2 separate regions of the Homo sapiens genome follow, and region 1 is linked to region 2. A link is an interaction called in ENCODE POLR2A ChIA-PET data of the cell type or tissue named here. Cell type or tissue: Panc1. All regions are shown on one strand. Each heading gives the region's core, and the rest is flanking DNA. Links, peaks and the distances in the headings are about the cores only.

Region 1 (8,686 bases), core at 1,569-5,568, 200 kb after region 2:
ATATTCACAATGCCAGGCACGGTGGCTCACGCCTGTAATCCCAGCACTTTTGGAGGCTGAGGTGGGCGGATCATGAGGTCAGGAGATCGAGACCATCCTGGCTAACATGGTGAAACCCCCTCTCTACTAAAAATACAAAAAATTAGCCTGGCGTGGTGGCGGACGCCTGTAGTCCCAGCTACTTGGGAGGCTGAGGCAGGAGAATGGCATGACCCGGGAGGCGGAGCTTGCAGTGAGCCGAGATCGCTCCACTGCACTCCAGACTGGGTGACAGAGAAAGACTCCGTCTCAAAAAAAAAAAAAGGAAAGAAAAAAAAAAGAAATATATTCACGTTATTATGCAACCATCCCCATCATTCATCCCCAGAACATTTTTCATCTTGCAGAACAGAAACTCTGCTCATTAAACCATACCTCTCCATTCACTGCTCTCCATCCCAGCCCCTGGCAGCCACCATTCTTCTTTCTGTGTTTGGATTTGACTACAACAAGCCCTCCATATGAGTGGAATCATATAGTGCGTGCCCTTGTGCCTGGCCCAGTTCACTAGGCATAATGTCCTCAAGGCTCATGCACGTGGTAGCTGGTGCCAACCTTGTCTCTTCACCTTTCCCTCCTCCCCAGTCTTATCTTCCCCAATGTGCACAGTGTGCACATGTGGTGCCCATCACATCAGCCAAATACCTGGGCTGGTGACACTCTTCTCCAACATCCAATCACCCATTCCTGGCAGTTTCCCCCTTCTCTCCCTTTCTCCCTGCCCCACTTCAAGACCATCTGCTTTTTTTTTCTGTTGCCGAGGCTGGAATGCAGTGGCACAATCATAGCTTACTGCAGGCTCAACATCCTGGGCCCAAGTGATCCTCCCACCTCAGCCTCCTGAGTCTCTGGGGACTATAGGCACACACCACCATGCCTTGCGATGTTTTCATTTTTAAATTTTTTTGTAGAGATAGGGTCTCACTATGTTGTCCAGGCTGGTCTCAAACTACTGGACTTAAGCAATCCTCCCACCTCAGCCTCCCAAAGTGGTGGGATTACAGGTGCGAGCCACCATGCCCAGCCAAAAGACCACCCACTCTTGGCTAGACAATTGTGACAGGCTCCTAAGCAGTCTTCCTGCCTTGAGTCCTCCCTTCCTACCCACTCTGCCATGGCTGGCTGGCTTCTCCCCATCCTCTGGGTGTCAGCTGCAATGTTGTCTTTGCAGATAAGACTTGCCTGACCACCTTACCCAAGCAGGTTCTCCTCCACCCCCTCAGCCTCTGTAACCTCTTTCTTACCAATTCCTATAGATCATAATTATTTTTCATATTCATTTACAGATGTATAGTCTGTCTTCCTAGGACATTAGCCTCAAAAGGGCAAGGAATATGGCAGGGGCTGACCCCCAGGGCCTAATACAGAGCCTGGCACACAGGAGGACTTGAAATATCATTGAGAGGCCAGGCGTGGTGGCTGAGGCTGGGCATAGTGGCTCATGCCTGTAATCTCAGCACTTTGGGAGGCTGAGGCGGGTGGATCACCTGAGATCAGGAGTTTGAGACCAGCCTGGCCAACATGGTGAACCCCATCTTTACTAAAAATACAGAAGAGTAGGCAGGCAAGGTGGCACGCGCCTGTAATCCCAGCTACTTGGGAGGCTGAGGCAGGGGAATCACTTGAACTCAGGAGGCGAAAGTTGTAGTGAGTTGAGATCACACCATTGCATTCCAGCCCAGGCAGCAAGGGCAAAACTCCATCTCAAAACAAAAAAAAACAAAAAAAAAACCAAGAATATTCATAGCAGCTTTATTCATACTAGCTAAAAACATGAAACAGCACAGCTGTCCATCAATATGAGAATGAATAAACAAACTGTGATATATTTATACAATGGGAAATTGCTCAACAATAAAAAGAAAGAAACTAGATATCTGCAACAACTTGGACGCATCTTACAACAGCCTCTCACAAGAGAATACAGTCCTTCCTCATTATTTGTGAATTCTGTATTTGCAAATTTGCGTACTAGCTAAAATTTGTAACCCCCAAATCAATACCCCTGGTGCTTTTGTAATCACATGAGTATGGGCAAAGAGTCAAAAACTTTGAACAGGTCAGGCATGGTGGCTCGTACCTGTAACCCCAGCACTTTGGGAGGCCAAGGTGGGAGGATCACTTGAGCTTAGGGGTCCAAGAGCAGCCTGGGCGACAAAGTGAGACCTCATCTTTATTAAAAAAAAAAAAATTAAAAAAAATTTTTTTTGAGACTAAGTCTCGCTCTGTCACCCAGGCTGGAGTGCAATGGTGCAATCTCGGCTCACTGCAACCTCTGCCTCCTAGGTTCAAGCAATTCTCCTGCCTCAGCCTCCTGAGTAGCTGGGACTATAGGCATGTGCCACTATGCCCAACTAATTTTTGTATTTTTAGTAGAGATGGGGTTTCACCATGCTGGCCAGGCTGGTCTCAAACTCCTCACCTCGGGTGATCCTCCTGCCTCAGCCTCCCAAAGTGCTGGGATTACAGGCATGAGCTACCGCACCCATCCTCTACTAAAAATTTTTAACCCTTCTTTGGTTGAAGCCGCAGAAACAAGATGACAAAGGAAACGTCATCGTTTGGAAAGCATCGCGATAAGACACACACTTTGTGCCGCCACTGTGGCTCTATGGCCTGCCAACTTCAGAAGTCGACCTGTGGCAAACGTGGCTACCCCGCCAAGCACTAGAGGAAGTATAACTGGCTAAAAGACAAAATACCACTGGGACTGATCGAATGAGGCACCTAAAAATTGTATACTGCAGATTCAGGCATGGATTCTGTGAAGGAACAACACCTAAACCCAAGAGGGTACCTGTTGCAGCATCCAGTTCATCTTAAGAATTTCAACAATTGGCCGGGTGCGGTGGCTCATGCCTGTAATCCTAGCACTTTAGGAGCCCGAGGTGAGTGGATCACGAGGTCAGGAGTTCGAGAATAGCTTGATCAACATGGTAAAACCCCGTCTCTACTAAAAATACAAAAATAAGCCGGGCGTGGTGGCGCTCGCCTGTAATCCCAGCTACTCAGGTGGCTGAGGCAGGAGAATCACTTGAACCTGGGAGGCGGAGGTTAGAGTGAGCCGAGATCGAGCCACTACACTCCAGCCTGGGCGACAGAGCAAGACTCTGTCTCAAAAAAAAAAAAAAAGAAAAGAAAAAAAAAAAATTCAACGAGTCATGCAAAAAGTGTTCTGGTTTATTAAAATACAAAAAGAAATTTTTTAACCTATTTCCTGTTTGCCTTGAGAATACTCTTGCCTGTAATCCTAATGTAACATCATATATACTTCTGTTACATTAGGATTAGAGACAAGTTCTGTTTAGAAATAACTCCAAGTAAGGTTTTTATATTTTATTTTCATATTGAAAATCAGTCATAATTTCTTCAGCCTCAAAGAATGAGTTTATGTAAAATTAAATGAGTGCTGGCAGTGAGCTGCACTTTTTTTCTCTAAACGGGAAATGGGTTTAAATTTTTTTTTTTTTTTTTTTTTTTTTTTTTTTTTTTTTTTTGAGATGGAATCTTGCAGTCACCCAGGCTGGAGGAATGCAGCGGCACAATCTCAGCTCACTGAAACCTCCATCTCCTGCATTCAAGCAATTCTCTGGCTTCGGCTTCCTGAGTAGCTGGGATTACAGATGCATACCACCACACACACCCAGCTTTTTGTGTTTTTAATAGAGAGGGGGTTTCACCTTGTTGGCCAGGCTGGTCTTGAATTCCTGACCTCAAGTGACCCGCCTGCCTCGGCCTCCCAAAGTGCTGGGATTACAGGCGTGAGCCACCACACTTGAGACTTAGATTTAAAAAAAAAGTTTGAAGGGCCCTGAGTTGGAATAAAGCAATACTCTGCCTTTGTGAGCTCTGATACTGTAAGCATTTTGTTTTTGTTTTTGTTTTTTGAGACAGAGTCTCATTCTGTCACCCAGGCTGAAGTGCAGTGGCACAATCTCAGCTCACTGCAACCTCTGCCTTCTGGGTTCAAGTGATTCTCCTGCCTCAGCTTCCAGAGAAGCTGGGACTGCAGGCACTGGCCACCACACCTGGCTAATTTTTTATATTTTTAGTAGAGATGGGGTTTCGCCGTGCTGGCCAGCCTGGTCTCAAACTCCTGACCTCAGGTGATTCCACCCACCTCGGCCTCCCAAAGTGCTGGGATTACAGGCGTGAGCCACTGCAATGGCCAACAATATATTATATTAAAGAAAGTATCTTTAAACAAACACACATAAAACAAGGTTTTGTACTGATCAGTTGACAAAAAAAATGTGACCATCGCCCACTAGAAACCTAACCCTGTATTTCTCTGGGGGCAGTGATTCAGTATTTGCTAATTCAGTGTTTGCAGCAACTTTATAGACCACCAATAACAAGAACTGACTATACATATGGCATGATTGCATTGTATTAAAATCTAGTACAGGCAAAACTATAATGAAAAAAATCAAAATATATTGAAAAAATCAGTAGTTATCTCTATGGGGGTGGATGGAGACTGACTGGGAAGGAACATAAAGGAACAACTCTGGGGTGAAAGTCATATTCTAGATCTTGATAGGGACTTGGGTTACACAGATATATGTATTTGCCAAAATTCAGCAAATGTGTGTTAAGATTTGTACACTTGGCCAGACATGGTGACTCATGCCTGTAATCCCAGCACTTTGGGAGGCCGAGGTGGCCAGATCGCTTGAGTCCAGGAGTTCAAGACTAGCCTGGCCAACATGGCGCAACCCCATCTCTACTAAAAATACAAAAATTAGCAGGCATGGTGGCGCATGCCTATACTCCCAGCTACTCAGGAGGCTGAGGCAGAAGAATCACTTGAGCCTGGAGGCAGAAGTTGCAGTGAGCTGAGATCTTGCCACTGCACTCCAGCCTAAGTGACAGAGTGAGACTCTGTCTTAAAAATATATATGTATTTGTACACTTCATTATATGTAAATTGTACATCAGAGGAAAACACTGTAATTTTTTTTTTTAAATCAGTGGAGGGCCGGGCGTGGTGGCTCTCGCTTGTAAGCCCAGCACTTTGGGAGGCCAAGGCAGGTAGATCACGAGGTCAGGAGTTCGAGACAAGCCTGGCCAACAAAATGAAACCCCGTCTTTACTGAAACCCCGTCTTTACTAAAATACTTAAATTATCTGGGCATGGTGGCAGGCACCTGTAATCCCAGCTACTCAGGAAGCTGAGGCAGGAGAATCTCTTGAACCCAGGAGGCAGAGGTTGCAGTGAGCCGAGATTGCGCCACTGCACTCCAGCCTGGGCGACAGAGCTAGACTCTATCTCAAAAAAATAAAAAATAATAAAAAAATAAAAATCAGTGGAGGGGTCCACTATTAGTTTGGATGTAGAAAGACTCACTCCCGGCCTGGCACAGTGGCTCACATCTGTAATCCCAGCACTTTGGGAGGCCGAGGTGGGCAGATCACCTGAGGTCAGGAGTTTGAGACCAACCTGACCAACATGGTGAAACTCCATCTCTACTAAAAATACAAAAATTAACCAGGTATGGTGGCACATGCCCGTAATCCCAGCTACTAGTGAAACTGAGGCAGGAGAATCGCTTGAACCTGGGAGGCAGTGAGCCAAGATTGCGCCACCACACTCCAGCCTGGGCGACAGAGCCAGACTGTGTCTCAACAACAACAAAAAGACTTATACCCTAACAACCAAAATAATCCAAATAAATTGTAAAATTATACACACCCACAATTATTTTTTTGGATATAGGATCTCGCTTTCACCCAGGCTGGAGTGCAGTGGCACAATTATGGCTTACTGTAGCCTCGAACCCTGAGGCCCAAGCAGTCCTCCCGCCTCAGCCTCCCAAGTAGTTGGGACTACAGGAGCTTGCCACCACGCCTCGTTAGTTTTATTTTTTGTACAGATGGGGGTCTCCCTATGTTGCCCAGACTAAAAATCGTATTTTAAAAAACACATCAGAGAAGTGGGGATTCAAAGAAACCTATATCAACTAAACTCCAGAAAATGATGAGTTCTTCATAATCAAGGAGAGACCTCCAGCTGCTACTCCCACCTCTGGCAGAACAGCAGTAGTAAAAAGGAACATCAGAAGTGGGGACAAGGAGAAAGTATCCACTTTTAAGAGACTTTTAATGACTATGTGTGAGGTAGCATACCAGATGAGAATCCCAGGGACCACAGCCACAAAATATGTCTTTCCGTACCTCCGAACTCTTTCCTATGGATCCTCGCCTAGAGCTAAGGGGCGGTATGCAAAAAGCTGGGAACAGGGAAGGAGAGCTGAGATCTTTCTGAGGTATGTAAAGTTTCTTGAAAGTGCAGAGTAGGCCGGGCACTGTGGCTGACACTTCTAATCCCAGCACTTTGGGAGGCCGAGGCAGGTGGATCTCTTGAGATCAAGAGTTCGAGACCAGCCTGACGAACATGGTGAAACTCCATCTCTAGTAAAAAAAAAAAAAAAAAAAAATACAAAATTAGCCAGGCATAGTGGCACATGCCTGTAATCCCAGCTACTTGGGAGGCTGAGGCAGGAGAATTGCTTGAACCCAGGAAGTGGAGATTGCAGTGAGCTGAGATCATGCCATTCCACTCCAGCCTGGGCAACAAGAACAAAACTCTGTCTCAAAAAAAAAAAAAAAAAAAAAAAGCACAAAGTAACTGCCCTTAGAAGGAGGTGGTAGGGAAGAGAATTTAAAAACCCAGAAGTGGTCCTCTGGGATTTCATCTTTTGAAGGCTGAGGGTTAGGTAGGAGGGCTGAGAGAAACCTCCCCCACTAGGCTTTCAGCTATCAGATGCTACAGGCTCAGCTGGAGAGCCAAGAGAACCCTTCTGATGCATTCTAGACTTTTACAACGTAAAGTGGAGACCCTCCAAAGGCCAGAGGAGGGAAAGCAGGACTAACAAGGCACAGAGGAAAGGAAGCAGACTCAAAAAGCACAGAGAATGCCCCAGCAACCCAAACACCTGGTTGGTGGTTTGTAAAGCAGGGAGAGCTTACCCAGAGTTGGAGAATTGGCAGTTTGGGTGTGAACAAGAAACAGATTTCTGGAATCTTGCCAGTTCTCAGTTCTAAGCCTGGATGAAAGGACAATCGTGATCCTTCAAAAAAACATTTGAAGCCCAAAGTGAACTGAACCAAACCAAATTCACAACTAAGCCCATTTCAAATACAAAGCATAATGACTTGGTCCTCACTCTCTAGAGTAAGGCCTAGTGTAAGAAGAGAAATGCCATTTCCTGGACATATATATTATTTTAGTCACTAATGTTTTATACAAATATCCAGGCATATGATAAAAAAAATTACAGGACGGAGTTAAAGCAAAACTCATGGTCAAGAGGAAATAATCAATAGAAGTAGATGCATAGATAACCCAGATGTTGGAATTATTAGATAAGCATATTAAAATAACTGTGATAGAAATCTAAATGATCTAGTGAGGAAAGTACACAAGAATTAAAAGATGGGTGATTTCAGCAAACAGTTGAAAACTGGAACCAAAAGGAAATAATAGAAATTTTAAATATATCAGGCAAACAGTTCTACAATAGTTGGAGTCTTCAGTACACCACTTACAATAGCAGATGGAACATCTATACAGAATATTATTAAGGAAATAGACTTAAAACAACACTAACCAACTATACCTAGAAGACACATACAAAATACTCCATCATAACAGCAGAGTACACATTCTTCTCAAGCACTCACGGAACATTCTTCAGGATACATCATATGTTAGATCACAAAACAGTAAATTTAAAAAGACTAGGCTGGCCGGGCATGGTGGCTTACACCTGTAATCAGGCAGAGATTGCAGTGAGCCAAGATTGTGCCACTGCACTCCAGCCTGGTGACAGAGAGAGACTGCGTCTCAAAAAAATAAAAAAAATAAAATAAAAAATAAAAAAAGACACAAATACCTAAAATCAGAAATGAAAGGAAGGACATTACTAGCAACCTTATGGAAATAAAAAGATTGTAAGAGAATACCATGAACAAGTATAAAATAACAAATTGGATTATCTAAGATGAAGTTATAAAATTCCTGGAAATACAAATTATCTAAACTGACTCAAGAAGAAATAGAAAATCTGAACAAATCTATAACAATTAAAGAGATTGACTCAGCAGTCAAAAACTTCCCAAAAAAAGTCAAGACCAGATGCCTTCACTGGTGAATTCTACCAAACACTTGAAGAAGAATTAACGCCAATCCTTTTCAAACTCTTCCAAAAAATAGAAGAGGGAGGAACACTTCGTAACTCATTCTATGAGGCCAGCTTTACCTTGATATCAAAGATAGATAAATCACAAGAAAAGACATCAAATCATTACATGCCGGGCGTGGTGACTTAGGCCTGTAATCCCAGCGTTTTGGGAGGCCGAGGCATGGAGGATCCCTTGAGCCCCAGGAGTTCACGACCAGCCTGGGTAACACAGGAAGACCCCATCTCTACTTTTTAAGTACTTTTTTTTTAAATCAAAAAAGAAAAAAGAAAATTACAAAACAATATCCCTTATAAATACACAGATGCAAAAGTCCTGAAGAAAATCCAATGACGTATTTAAAAAATGGATATACACCATTGATAAAAGGAATTCATCTCATGAATGCAAGGATAGTACAACCTAAGGAAATCAATCAGTGTAATACATCACAGTAACAGAA
Region 2 (8,686 bases), core at 2,921-6,920:
ATGCTTATTGATGTAATAGGAAAAGGAAAAAAAAATACTGCCTGAAAGCAGTCAAAAGTCATTCAAAACTGCAATCAAGCACTGAATGTTTTTAAACTCTTGCATTTTTTAGTAAAGGTATCACAAATTTTATTAATGACTACAGAGTCTTGTAGTTTGCAAATAACCTCCAAGGAAAGTCTGTTCTAATGTTAACCCTCTCCAAGCAAAGGCAAGCTATCTAACCAATAAAAAATTATCCAAAAGTTAAATATCACTTTATTTTTAACATGTAAAAAATTCATATGTTTTCCTCTTAAGTGTTTTCCAGACACAACAATGGAAGAAACATAGGACATAGCCTCAGAAGGCTTAGGTCCAAATATTCAGGCTGGCATGGTGGCTCACACCTATAATCTCAGTAATCCCAGTACTTTGGGAGGCCGAGGTGGGAGGATCACCTAAGCCCAGGAGTTCAAGGCAGTAGTGAGCCATGATCATGCCACTGCACTCCACCAGGGTAACAGAGCAAGACCTCATCTGTTAAAAAAAATTTTAAAAACAATCCCAGCACTTAGGGAGGCTGAGGCAGGAGGATCGCTTGAAGCCAGGAGTTTGAGACCAACCTAGGTAACAAAACGAGACCCTGGTCTCTACAAAAATTTAAAAATTGGCAGTACACAGTGGTGCATGACTGTAAGTCTCAGCTATTCAGAAGGCTGAGGCAGGAGGATAGCTCGAGCTTGGGAGTTCGAGACTACAGTCAGCTATGAAGGCACCACTCTACTCTAGCCTGGGTGACAGAGCAAGACCTTGTCCCTGAAAAAAAAAAATTCATTTTGTCTGCCACTTACTTACCATCCTTGTGACCTTGGGCAAGTCACTTTACCCCCTGAGCCTCACCTTCTGCATTCGCTAAAACTCACCTAGCTAACAATTTTGTTGAGATCCAAAGAACACCTGTGTGAAAGCACTCTATAAACACAGAATGCACTGATAATTCTCACCTTACGTGTGGTGTGATACTTCCTATTCAGCTGTATGTCTATTCCAGGAATCTGTTCTGATCCACCACATGCTCGGGACTGGCTCATCTGGGGCCACTGAAGAATAAAAACACAGATCTATGCAACACTGAGCACTTACAGGGTTAATCTGAACAGAGCTGTTTCAAAGTAAAGACTATAGGATCTTTCCAACCTTACTTAGCCCACTTCCCCGTGATCAGCTCACCAGGAAGACCCAAGATCAGCACCTAGAAGGGTGTCTAGTACATGGTAGATGCCCAAGAAATATCTGTTGAATACCTGAAGAAATAAAAGAATTTGGGCCAGGCACAATAGCTCACACCTGTAATTCCAACACTTTGGGAGGTCAAGGTGAGAGGATTGCTTGAGGCCAGAGTTTAAGACTCAGCCTGGGGAACATAGCAAGACTCTATTTCTACAAATTTTTTTTTAATTGGCTGGGTGTGGTGGTGCATGCCTATAGTCTTAAGCTGCTTGGGAGGCTGAGGTGGGAGGATCACTTGAGCCCAGAAGATCGAGGCTGCAGGGAGCTATCATCACACCACTGCACTTCAACCTGGGCGACTCAGCAAGAGCAAGACCCTGTCTGTAAAAAAAAAAAAAAAGAGAGAGAGAGAGTGAATTCAAAGGCCAGGTGGCGTGGCTCACACCTGTAATCCCAGCACTTTGGGAGGCCGAGGTGGATGGATCACTTGAGGTCAGGAGTTTGAGAGCCTGGCCAATATGGTGAAACCCCATCTCTACTAAAAATACAAAAAATTAGCCAGGTGTGGTGGCACATGCCTGTAATCCCAGTTACTCAGGAGGCTGAGGCAGGAGAATAGCTTGAACTGAGGAGGCAAAGGTTGCAGTGAACCAATATCATGCCACTGCACTCCAGCCTGGGCAACACAGCAAGAATCGGTCTCAAAAAAAAAAAAAAAAAAAAAAAAAAAGAATTCAGCCCTGGAAACCTGGAACTACATCTAAGTCAATTCTAGGAAACAGAACTGTAGTATCTATCTATTTAAATATGGGCAGCAGTGCCGTATATGGGGAAAAAAATAAAGACACCAGCCACTTTTAGGTTTAAAACCTGCTTCTGTCGCCTACGACAAGCTCAGTGGCCATGGAAAACTTACTGAACCTCAGTTGCAGTAAGGATGAAAGAAGGTAAGATATATAAAGTGCCTTTCACAAAATAGGCACTCAATAAATAGCAGAAGTTTCCATCATCACTATCATCACCAGCATTATTGTTTGGATCACAATCGCCACCTTTTTCATGTTCACATTGCATTTAAAAACAATTTGGCAATAAAATAGCCGTTATTATGTGCCAGATACTATACAGAATGAAAACTGGGAGGAAAGTCCATTAAGGAGATGGTTAATGAAAGTTCAGTCACTCAGTGGAAAATCAGGTATCCATTGAGGGTTTTTTGTTTTGTTTTTGTTGTTGTTGTTTTGTTTTTGTTTTTTGAGACAAGGTCTGGCTCTATGGCCCAGGCTGGAGTGCAGTGGTGCAATCTCAGCTGACTGCAACCTCCACCTCCCCGGCTCAAGCAATTCTCCTGCCTCAGCCTCCTGAGTTGCTGGGACTACAGGCATCTGTCATCACACCCTGCTGATTTTTGTATTTTTGTAGAGACAGTGTCTCCATATGTTGCCCAGGCTGGCCTCAAACTCCTGGGCTCAAGTGAGTGATCTTCCTGCCTTGAACTCCCAAAATGCCTTGAACTCCCAAAATGGGACTACAGGCATGAGCCTGGGTGCCTGGCTGGGATTTTTTTTTTTTTAAATAGACTTTTTTTTTTTTTTTTAACAGCAGTTTTAGGCTCATAGCAAAACTTCCTGGAAAGGGCAGAGTTCCCACATACCCCTTCCCCCACATGCACAGCCTCCCCCGCCATCAACATCCCATACCAGAGTGGTGCATTTGATACAAAGAACAAACCTACACTGACACATCATCATCACTCAGACTGCACGGTTTACTCAGAGATTATTATTATTGTTAACAACATGAAAAATGTTAAATGCTTATAATATGTATAAAATTATAGGTAAAACATGACTGCGTAGACTGCATATGGGCAAGTTTAGAAAGAACACACAAGAAACCAAAGAGTTATTTTGTTAAGTTAGAATTATGGATAAATTTAAGAATCTATAGCCAAAATAATTCTGGCAAAAAAAAAAAAATCTAGTTTCCAAACTCTCACTAATGCTATATTACCTTTACAATAAAAAAGGGTGAGAGGGAGCAGGAAGAGGGCTGACTCTTCAATTCTGGTTTATTCCAAGAAGAAATGGAACACATGGAATGAAAATGATTTTTTTTCTTTAACCCTAACGAAGAAAAAATAGAATTTCTAATTGTGGAATGTTACTATTTACTTTTCTTTCCAAACGAGGATATTAAAAAATTAGTCAGGATTCTTCTGGTCAGTCCCAAGGACACTTAGGCTTTAATTCATAAGTATCAAGCAGGCTTTGTAAAACACAGACTAAACACAGAACACCTCCCCATTACATCACATACATCAATGCAATGGTCCACCTAAAACACAAAGCACTTAAACTGGTTCAAAGAACACAGCCAACAGCAGTTTCCACAAGCTGTGCTTTGGGCTGGGTCCTCTTCTATTAGGTTCTATTAGATCCTTCTTTTTCCTCACAGCTCTAGGAGTAACCAGTAGATTCCTTCTGTGGCTGTCCTACCATCTACTGTATTTCTATCCTACCATTAGCTAACATTTCACACTATATTGAACTACTAAAGTACCTATGTATCTAGTATCAAGGACATCTAGTTTCTCCACACCTACACACTTATAAACACACACATTTACTTTTTTGTACTACCCACTCTTGTCCTTGCACTTCCCGCAAAAAATTCACTCGACCCTTAAAGACCTCAATTTTTCCTTTGCTTAGATTAGAAAATATCAATAGGCTGGGCGTGGTGGCTGACGCCTGTAATCCCAACACTTTGGGAGGCCGAGGCGGGAGGGTTGCCTGAGTCCAGGAGTTAGAGACCAGCCTGGGCAACATGGCAAACCACCATCTCTACCCCCCTCCAAAAAAAAACAAAAATTAGCCAGGCATGGTGGTGTGTGCCTGTAATCCCAGCTACTCAGGAGGCTGAGGCAGGAGAATCGTTTGAACCCAGAAGGCGGAGGTTACAGTGAGCCAAGATCATGCCACTGCACTCCAGCCTGGGTGACAGAGCAAGGCTCTGTCTCAAAAAATAAAAATAAAAAATAAAAAAACAAGAATGACAGAGGCAGAGAAGTAGAAAGGGGGTGCTGGGACAAACTCAAGCGATTCTTGAATACCATGGGCGTGTGTGTCTGCTCCTTTTAGCAACTATAAGCTCCAGGGCACAGCCCATCTTATATGTCTGTCATTTTCTGTCCCAATACTCAACACCATTCTGGGCATGAAGTCATTACTCAATAAAAACTAGGTGGATTTTTTTTTTTTTTCAAAGAGGACAACTTTGGAGAACGTCCAAAAAAAGAACCACAGGAATGATCAAAGGGATGAATAAAAGGTCCTAGTGGAAAGGTCAAAAGGAATTTAGGCTGTTTAGCTTGGAGAAAAGGCAACTGAAGAACTAAAGAGTAACTCAGAATAACAACACTTGAGCTGGAAGAAATCTCAGAGATATTCTGGTCCAACCTTTTCACTTCACAGATGAGGAAACTAAGACAAAGGGAGAGGTTGCAATTTGGTAAAGGTAATTTTAGGACAACTTTTTTTTTTTTTTTTAAGTTTCATTTCATACAGTGAGGAGAAAACTTTCCCAAGCAACAGGAACATAAATAGCAACAAAAATAGCAATTGCAACTTACTGAAGATCTCCTGTATGTCTAGTACCTACCTACATGCTTGGTGTTTTACTTATGTTATCTCACAACAATCTTATAAAGTATATTTTCCTATTTTTTTTTTTTTTGAGACGGAGTCTCGCTGTGCCCAGGCTGGAATGCGGTGGCATGATCTCGGCTCACTACAACCTCCACCTCCTGGGTTCAAGCAACTCTCCTGCCTCAGCCTCCCAAATAGCTGGGATTACAGACGTGTGCCACCACGCCAGCTAATTTTTTTATTTTTTTAGTAGAGACAGGGTTTGACCACATTGGCCACCCTGGTCTCAAACTCCTGACCTCAAGTGATCAGCCCACCTTAGCCTCCCAAAGTGCTGGTATTACAGGCATGAGCCACCACACCTGCCCCTTCTATTTCTTTTTTTCTTTTTTTTTGAGACAGGGTCTTGCTCTGTCACCCAGGCTGGAGTACAGTGGTGTGGTCATGGGTCACTGCAACTTTGACCCCCCCAGACTCAAGGGATCCTCCTGCCTCAGCCTCCTGAGTACCTGGGAACACAGAGATCCAGCTATTCCGGATTTTTTGTAGAGATAGGGTCTTGCTATGTTACTCAGGCTGGTCTCAAATTCCTGGCCTCAAACAATCCTCCCACCTTGGCCTCCAGAAGTGCTGAGATTACAGGCATGAGCCACTGTGCCCGGACTATTTTTTCCTGTTTTAGAAATTAGAACACAAAGGCTCAAAGAAGTAAAGTTCATTAAAGACTAGGATATATACTCAAAGCTATGTTCTGTCCGCTATATCAAGCTGCCTTCAAAAGTCTGAGTAGAGTTCAACAACACAGGCTCATGCACACTTAATACCCAGATCTTGATTTCTAAATACTGCTCTCCAATAGAAGGAATCGGGGCTGGGTGCGGTGGCTCATGCCTGTAATCCCAATACTTTGGGAGGCTGAGGCGGGAGGATCACCTGAGGTCAGGAGTTCAAGGCTAACCTGGCCAACATGGTGAAACCCCTTCTCTACTAAAAAATATAAAAATTAGCTGGGCGTGGTGTGTGCGCCTGTAGTCCCCAGCTACTCGGGAGGCTGAGGCAGGACAGTCACTTGAACCTGGGAGGTGGAGGTTGCAGTGAGCCAAGATCGCACCACTGCACTCCCACCTGGGCAACAGAGTGAGACTCCATCTAAAAATAAAAAATAAAAAAAATAAAAAAATAAAATCAGGACTCCTTGGAGTAATGTTTGAATCTAGGGCCAGGGCAAAGAAAATACAGCATGAACCTGAAACATCTTGTGGTGCCAGCAATTAAGAGAGTATTCAAAAAATGATGGGGGGCATGTAGAAAGGCGTTCCCAATAGCCCAAGCTGGGACAATCTAATCAACAAAATAACTAATTGGAAAATGAATTATAAGCCGGGTGCTTATAATTTGCACCTCTCTTTGGGAGACCGAGGCGCATAGATCACAAGGTCAGGAGATGAAGGCCATCCTGGCCAACACGGTGAAACCCCATCTCTACTAAAAATACAAAAATTAGCTGGGCGTGGTGAGCTCGCACCTGTAATCAAGCTATTCAGGAGGCTGAGGCAGGAGAATCACTTGAACCCGGGAGGCGGAGGTTGCAGTGAGCCAAGATCTCGCCACTGCACTCCAGCCTGAGTGAGAGAGTGAGACTCCGTCTCAAAAAAAAAAGAAAAGAAAAGAAAAGAAAATGAATTATAACTCAGAAGAAAATAAATATCCATGAGCTCATACTGGTATAAATAAATAATTGAATAAATAAATAAATGGGGAAGAAGTGACAGCTCTTTCTTACAACAGAGTTCCAGTTAATAAATGTAGGAATGATGGAAATAAAAAATCATTAGACAAACACCACAATAATGATCACTGCAGTGAAGAACCATCAATGCAATTATCATATAATCCATCAATCCTAATTCTGGGTATATATCCAAAAGAATTCAAAGCAGGATCTCTAAGATATTTGTACACTGACATTCACTGCAGCATTATTCACAATAATGTGTGCAAGAGACAGAAGGAACCCAAATGTCCATTGATCCAAATGGATAAAGAAAATATACAATAGAAGAGTACGCAGCCTTAAAAAAAGAAGGAAATCCTGTCATGTGCTACAACATAGATGAACCTTGAGGACATTATGCTAAGTGAAATAAGCATGTGCCAGTTATAAAAGAACAAAAACTGTATGAGTCCACTCACATGAAGTATCCTAAAGTAGTCAAAATCACAGAAACAAGGCCAGGGTGATGGCTCATGCCTGTAATCCCAGTGCTTTGGGAGGCTGAGGCGGGCAGATCACTCGAGGTCAGGAGTTTGAGACCAGCCTGGCCAACACAGTGAAACCCCGTCTCTACTAAAAATACAAAAATTAGCCAGGCGTGGTGGTGAGCACCTGTAATCCCAGCTACTCAGGAGGCTGAGGCAGAAATGCTTGAACCTGGGAGGCGGAGGTTGCAGTGAGCTGAGATTGCACCACTGCATTCCAGCCTGGGCGACAGAGTGAAACTCCGTCTCAAAAAAAAAAAAAAAAATCATAGAAACAGAAAGTAGAAAAGCAGGGTGGGGAGAGAATTAGTGTTTAGCATAGAGTTTTGCAAGATGAAAAAGTTTATAGAGATCTGTTGCAAAACAATGTGAATATGCTTAAATTAACATTACTGAACTGTACACTTATAATGGTTATGACAATAAATTTAATGTTAACATATCATTAAAAAAAACCACCAATGACTGCTAAAATTAGTAAGCAAAAGTATAATGTGAAATGGGTATCTGCACAGTCTCCAAGTATCTCCTGACAAGATACTAATTACAAAGGGAAAATACTAACTTTAGAGTTCAGGAACCTGACAAACACCAATTTAACCAAGTGGCCAAAGTTATAAGACCTACTAGCATTATGTATCCCCTGATATGATGCACTGAGAAGGGAATAACATCATTTTTGCCAAAAATGCATAACCTCAATCTCATTATAAGAAAATATTAGAAAGGCCGGGCTTTCTATATTATAGGTGGTAGCTCACACCTATAATCCCAGCACTTTGAGAGGTCGAGGTGGGCGGATCACCTCGGATCAGGAGTTCAAGACCAGCCTGGCCAACGTGGCAAAACCCCTTCTCTACTAAAAATACAAAAAGTAGCTGGGTGTGGTGGCGGGCACCTGCAATCCCAGTTACTGGGGAGGCTGAGGCAAGACAATCACTTGAACAGGAGGCAGAGGTTGCAGTGAGCCAAGATCGCACCACTGCACTCTAGCATGGGTGACAGAGCAAGACTCTGTCTCAAAAAAATGAATAAAAAATAAAAGAAAATAAAGAAAAAAGAAAAGAAAATATTACACAAACTCAAATTGAGAAACATTCTACAAATAACTGACTAGTACTCTTCAAAAGTGTCTAAATCTTGAGAAGAAAAAGAATAAGAAAATGTGACCAGACACAGTGGCTCATACCTATATTCCCAGCACTTGGGGAGGCCCACAGGGGTGGATCACTTGAGGTCAGGAGTTTGAGACCAGCCTGTTCACCAAATGGTGAAACCCCGTCTCTACTAAAAATACAAAAATCAGCCAGGTGTCATGGCACATACTTGTAATCCCAGCTACTTGGGAGGCTGAGGTGGGAGGATCGCTTGAACCCAGGAGGTGGAGGTTGCAGTGAGCAAGATAGTGCCACTGCCAAGATAGTGTCATCCACCCTGGACGACAGAGTGGGACTCTGTCTTAAAAAAAAAAAAATGAAAATTTAACAGATTGGAGACGACTAAGAATATATGACAACTGGATTTGTTATCGCAGATCAAAAAAGGACATTCATAAAAAAAAAAAT

What was found. Peaks named below come from ENCODE experiments on the same cell type or tissue, not always from the same donor. Only the 100,000 strongest peaks of a DNase experiment are listed, where the experiment ranks them.
Region 1: POLR2A ChIA-PET joins it to region 2 with 5 read pairs; 2 of 35 experiments call an interaction of 5 or more read pairs at or near these places.

What each region holds. Positions count from the first base shown.
Region 1 is chr20:35,585,746-35,594,431 of GRCh38, forward strand. It overlaps the pseudogene FER1L4 and the pseudogene RPL37P1. Among named protein-coding and RNA genes, the nearest start is that of SPAG4, 26 kb to the right of the region's middle. RefSeq lists enhancers at 2,722-3,222, 4,310-4,811, 4,812-5,311. In Panc1, for the core only: no CTCF peak of the experiment used is centred there; no DNase peak of the experiment used is centred there.
Region 2 is chr20:35,383,052-35,391,737 of GRCh38, forward strand. It overlaps UQCC1 (ubiquinol-cytochrome c reductase complex assembly factor 1), which reads right to left. Exons shown (of 10, transcript NM_018244.5): 3 at 987-1,082. Among named protein-coding and RNA genes, the nearest start is that of UQCC1, 25 kb to the right of the region's middle. In Panc1, for the core only: no CTCF peak of the experiment used is centred there; a DNase peak (open chromatin) is centred at 4,500.